2 separate regions of the Homo sapiens genome follow, and region 1 is linked to region 2. The links are chromatin loops, found by intact Hi-C in ENCODE. Cell type or tissue: CD4-positive, alpha-beta T cell. All regions are shown on one strand. Each heading gives the region's core, and the rest is flanking DNA. Links, peaks and the distances in the headings are about the cores only. Region 1 holds the start of C2orf49 (chromosome 2 open reading frame 49). Region 2 overlaps UXS1 (UDP-glucuronate decarboxylase 1).

Region 1 (2,850 bases), core at 351-2,850, 760 kb before region 2:
TGGGCAAGTCATTTAATCTCTTTCTGATCAGCTTTCTTGGCACTAACATGAAAGAACTGGACTAACTTTTAAGTTCCCTCCCAGCTCTGAAATTCAGTTTCTAGACATAAAGTATTACATACATAAATGAGTAAGAAAAATTGGGAAACACTTCTCAGCTTTATCTTTTTGAGGAGCTCACTTCTAGTACTCTTTCACGGTTTATCTTTTGGCATCTTCAGAGTTCTTCATATTTTTGTAGACAATGCAATAATTTCCAATAAAATGATACCTCATAGAGGATGCATACAATAAACATTCAGAACATACCTGCAAGTTTTATTTTTTATTTATTTTTTCAGACATGGTCCCATTCTGCCGCTCAGGCTGAAGTGCAGTGTGGTAATCCTAACTGCAGGCTGGAATTGCTGGGCGCCAGTGATCCTACCACCTCAGCCTCCCGAGTAGCTAGTACTACAGAGACACTACCATGCCCGGTTAATTTTTTTTTTATTTTTTGTAGATACGGGGTCTTACTATGTGGCCCAGGCTGGCCTGGAACTCCTGGACTCAAGCAATCCTCCCACCTGAGCCTCCCAAAACGCCGTGATTACAGGCATAAGCCACCATACCCAAGTTTAAGTTTTAAATGTGCAAAATATTTAGGGATATGTATCTCTCCCATGAATGATGAAAGAGAAGCAGAAAATATTTCTTAGTAAGTGAATTACTGGGAATTAAGACTATGATTGATACCTACAGCAATTTAAAAAGTTACTTCATTGTACCTATTAATACATGCAGAAAAAAATGTACTTGGATTTTATGCTTGCTACTTCCTCGCTCTTGAGTAAATTATCCTTTCTATGCATCAGTTTCCTCATCTGAAAAATAGGCATTCTAGTAATATATACCTCATTAGGCTGTTCTGAGGAATGTGATAATACACGTAAAATGCAGTCCCTGGCACACTGTAAATGTCTAACAAACGTTTGGCGGCTATTACTGGCGTTTCCCAGCCCGTTATTATTTTTTACATGTGAGCAAGTTAATTCAGAGGATTACTTCAAGAAACAAATACTTGAATACCTATCTGTCCAAGCAGCCGGGGTTACAGGGAATTCACTACATAAAGCCTCTGGTCTTACATTATATAGAAAGGCGATGAAGAGACAAGAAACAGGTTAAACAGAAAAACACGATAATTTCACACATAACCACTGCCATATTTAAAGCACTGTACACCGGCCCTCGGAGCCAGAATTCTTTCCCTCGAGGTTGCCCCAGGAATCCCTTTGACCTCTGCCATTGGACGTCACAGAAGGCGCGACTAATCGTGGCTGGCTCCCGGAGCTTCACTCTTCCCTCTCTTCCTGCGAAACTTGACACGCCATTTGTTTCTACGTCTGACATCCTCCTCTTTTCTCTGGTCCGTGGGAGCTTTTGCAAGCGGGACCAGGCCCCAACACCCGAACCAGCAGCGAGAGAAGGAGCCCGGCATGCGGCGACTCAGAGTGACGACACACGCGAGTCTCCGCCCGAGTACGTCACTTCCGCAACGCTTCCTTCGCGGGGCTTTGTGGGTAGCCGACTGGGGTCTCCTGGCGACGACCATGGCGGGGGATGTGGGCGGTCGCAGCTGCACGGACTCGGAACTGCTGCTGCACCCGGAGCTGCTGTCCCAGGAGTTCCTTCTCCTCACTCTGGAGCAGGTTGGGCGCGCCGGATCGGAGGGTGGGCGGGTGGGCCTTCCCAGGTGAGGCGCTTGCACCCGAGCTTGCCTTAAGTAGCCCTCGGCAACCACGGACACTCCCGCCGGGTTTGTGTCACTCTCCACCCACACAGACCAGGCAGCTGTCTCCTCGCTCCTGCTCCTCGCCCCCTCTCCAAAAATGAGACGTCCGTAGAATATCAGGAATGCTTGGGAAATAGGGCTTATCTATCTGAGTCCCGATGGCTTGTAAAGAGGAGTCCCAGGCGACACCCCCTGCCTGTGTGTAAGCCCCGACCTGAGGAAGAAAGAAGCGTGGAATAGACATGGAATGTAGAAATCATGGACTGTCAGGACTGGAAAGCATCTGAGAAACCGTCCATTCCACACCTTCTAATCGTTTAAAGATGATAAAAACAGTTCCAGAGAGATGAAGTGACTTGTTTAAGGTCACAACATCTGTAAATGGTACTTCCGGGAGGAGAATTCAGGGCTCCTGGCTCTCCATGTAGTGCGTGCTCTTTTCCAGCTGGTGTGGCCTCTGATAATAGGAGAAAAGTGAGAAAGGAAAAAAGTGATGTTTTAAGTGATAGAGAATTACTGGAAGTTTCCTTGGGGTTTATGTAGCGTATTTTGTTGTTTTTCATATGGCTTTCCCCTTAGTACCCTATCTTTGTTGAATTTCAGGTCCTCTTGCCACGTAGAGCTTAATTATGTCAGTAAGTTTTTACCTGTGGTTCTCAAACTTTTTAGGTACTTAAGAATGAGTCGAGGGACTTGCTAAAACACAGATTGTTGGGCTCCGTCCTCAGTTTCTCGTTCAGTAGTTCCGGAATGTGGCCCGAAATCTTGCATTTTTAACGAGCTTGTTGCTGGCCCAGAAAGCATGCTTTGACCACCACTGTCCTAAGGCAATACTTTCCAAAGTAATGGGCTTATGAATTCTCTGGGAACGTTGTCCAAGAGAATCCTGGTAGTTTCCCCTACTTCTGAGCGAGTACGGGCTAAAAATAGATGAGTCTAATATACGAAAGAGAAGTAAAATGTGCTTTTATTAGTTTTTGTTAGAGGATATAGGCTTGTCGGTGGTACTAAACACAAATGTTTTCAAGCCTTTCTGAGTTGAAATTGAAGAGCCTGTGATCTCATTTCCATTCTCA
Region 2 (2,914 bases), core at 282-2,781:
GGTGATCTGCATCTGATCAACACGCCTGATTCTCCCACGTGACATCAACCCTTTGCACTGCCTAGCGGATCATGGCCCACTTGCACCCCCACCATACTAAGAGGCTGAGTCTGAGAGGGGACCCACGGCAGCCCACACCACAGAAAGCAACCTTCATCTGAAGCTGCTTTGCAGCCAACAGGAAACCAGCCAGATCAACTGCTGATTAACAGCAGAAAGAGAAAAGGTGAAGGGAGGCACTGCTAAGGGGTGCTGGGGCACCACTGGGGGAGAAGGTCTGTCAGCTTGACTGCAGCGATGGTTTCACAGGTGTCAAAATAGATGAAAACTTATCAAATTGTATCTTCTAAATATGGGCAGTGTGCAGTTTGCCAATTATATCTCAACAAGCTGTTAAACACACACACTTGGGACAATTAAGATGGATAATGCCTGTAAGTTTCTTTGGATCATATCCCTCAAAAATTTATTATAAATTAAAACTACTACTAGAAGAGAAACCAGTGGTAGATGGCTCACATTCCAAGAATGTTAGAATATTATAGGTCTAAATTCCAGAAAGATAAAGATACTGAGCATACACACACCTCACATAAAAAGCAATAGTTAATACATAGTGAATGTATATTTAAATCTTCAAAAAATATTTTGTTTAAAAATATAGGCTCTCCTTACAAAGGGACCAATGGCCCCTTACAAAGCTTCAAAAAAACAAGAAACCTAGGCTGCTATAACCTGTTTTGCACAGCTTGGGATTATTCGATTTTGTGAAGTCTGGGTGTAATTGTATTTTTATTTCACTCAACAAATTTCTGCAGTTTTTAGCAGATTACGTAGACTTGTACATGACAGAATGAAATAAGGATCAGGCTGGAACTCTCATGTCCCTTTGAAGTTCAATATTCTAGGATTCTACTCACTCAGCTCTGACTATGCACATTTTAAAAAGGTAAACTGAGCTCTCAACTGCGTCCCTGACTCTCTGACTGCGCCACAACCCAAGGGCCATGCCAAGATGCTCCTACATTTGTTGAGCACCCAGTGTGTGTCAGGTCTGACAGGTGCCGGGCTCCTGCTGGACACAGGGCTACACTACACGCCTCTGCCCGAGGGGAGCCCGAATTTCAGTGGGGCACATGAGGGTGGGCAAAGAGGGAACAGCCAGGCAGAGGTGACAGTAAATGAGGTGGGCTTGCTTCTATAGATGGGGCCAACCCAGCCAACCTCCCTACACAGGTGGTCTCTGAAGGACACAGGCAGCCCTGAGGACGAGCGTTCTCTGGCGGGGAGGAGCCTGCAGTCACCCAAGGCAGGAAGGGCACAGCAGGCGGCAGAGCAGAAGCAGGCGGGGTTCAGGCTCAGCCCCAGGGAGGCAGCAGCCGCCCCACCCTGCCCCCTTCAGTAGACACACTGAAGACAACAGGAAGGCATGCAGTTCCCCTTCCTCCACACCCTTCAGTCTCGCACGCTTCCAACCAGGGGCTCCACTGCGGGGCTGATGGGGACCACTTGCCCCTGACCTGGCCCCGCACACTCAATAGGCAGGCAACTGGGGCTACGCAGGGCTCTGAGCGTGTGCTGCCAGCGCCCTTGGCACAGCGTTCACAGTCAGGGGTGTGTGTGTGTGTGTGTGTGTATGTATGTGGGAGAGGGAGTGTATGTGTGAATGTGAGTGTGGATCAGTGAGTGTGCGCATGTGAGTGAATGTGAGAATGTGTATGATAGTGTGAATGTATATGTATGTGTGAAAATGAGTGTGTGTGAGTATACTTGTATTAAGTGTGTTTGTATGACAGTGTATATATGACAGTGTGAGTGTGTGGGAGACAGTGTGAGTATATGTGTGTACAAGTGTTTGTATGGCAGTGTATGTGTATGAGAGAATGTAAGAATGTGTGTGTGCATGAGAGATTTTACGAAAACAGAGCCCAGAGCAGGGGCTTCCAGCCGCTTCCCAGGTAACATTCTCTGAGACTCCTGATACAGGAGAGGCTGTTTACCACTTGGAGAAAACCCTCTATCTGCCTGGATGCCGAGCCCACCTTGCTCCTCCGGGGGCTGTCTGACAAGGGTCAGTGCCTACAGGACAGCAGACACAGGACACGGGAGGCCCCTCCCCACAAGGCAGCATTAACTCCCTGCACTTACCACGGGCTCCCACCCCAGCATCAGCTTTGCTTTTTTGATGTCTGGTTTTCTTTTCTGTGGGTCATCCTGGGCTTCGGAGAGAAACTGAATTTCACTTCCGCTACCTGAGATGTTTAAAGAAAAAAAAGGTAGGAGAGAATCACAAAGCATGGGTAAGCACAGCCTTACCATCCACATCAAAGGCAAACCCCATATGTGGTGTGAATAGGGTGCAGGCGGTGGAAATGCAGTTCTCTGAGAAGCCCCGGAGCTCCCGAGGGACTGTTCTGCGTGGAAGTCCAGGGAGTGCTCCTGCAACTGCTGTGGCCAAGCTGACTGTGTGCAGGCGCCCAGCAAGAGCTCGGTGGGGGGCAGGTTATTCTGTCTCAACAGGCCTGAGTTACCGCCCACTACAAGAGGGTTGCTCCAAGGCAGACCACCCACACCAGGTAACAAGTGCAGACGTGCCCACCGAGCATGACCCCGGTGTGAGACCACAAACGTGGTGTGGGGCCATCCCTGAGGTGGATGCCCCAAGTGGGCCATACCTGGGTGCTCGGAGCCTAGACAGCCCTGAGACCCAAGATGTGCAGCCACCCAGCTGGAGGGACCTCTCGGAGGACGGCAAAGGCTGGCCTGTTCCACATCCTTGCTGGGCCCAGGCCCCACTGGCCAGCAGTACACAGCCCCACCAGTGACTGTGGGCCAGACCTGCAGAAGAAAGCCTGTGGAGGCTTTCCCTGCCTCCGTGTCATGGAGGCCACATTGCAGACTCTGCAGCGAATCA

The links. A loop is a pair of places that touch in the nucleus more often than their neighbours do. Peaks named below come from ENCODE experiments on the same cell type or tissue, not always from the same donor. Only the 100,000 strongest peaks of a DNase experiment are listed, where the experiment ranks them.
Region 1: a loop joins it to region 2, with 2.4 times the contacts of the local background. A loop is called at or near these places in 11 of 110 quality-filtered maps.

The regions. Positions count from the first base shown.
Region 1 is chr2:105,335,996-105,338,845 of GRCh38, forward strand. C2orf49 (chromosome 2 open reading frame 49) reads left to right here and starts at 1,545. Exons shown (of 4, transcript NM_024093.3): 1 at 1,545-1,691. The coding sequence starts at 1,593. C2orf49-DT (C2orf49 divergent transcript) reads right to left here and starts at 1,498. Exons shown (of 2, transcript NR_187479.1): 1 at 1-1,498. RefSeq lists enhancers at 1,188-1,577, 1,588-1,637. In CD4-positive, alpha-beta T cell, for the core only: no CTCF peak of the experiment used is centred there; a DNase peak (open chromatin) is centred at 1,536; H3K4me3 peaks cover 2,143 bases; H3K27ac peaks cover 2,462 bases.
Region 2 is chr2:106,094,570-106,097,483 of GRCh38, forward strand. It overlaps UXS1 (UDP-glucuronate decarboxylase 1), which reads right to left. Exons shown (of 15, transcript NM_001253875.2): 14 at 2,149-2,252. Among named protein-coding and RNA genes, the nearest start is that of ECRG4, 30 kb to the left of the region's middle. RefSeq lists enhancers at 2,123-2,795, 2,796-2,914. In CD4-positive, alpha-beta T cell, for the core only: a CTCF peak has its summit at 1,246; DNase peaks (open chromatin) are centred at 1,392 and 2,322; H3K4me3 peaks cover 2,380 bases; H3K27ac peaks cover 2,429 bases.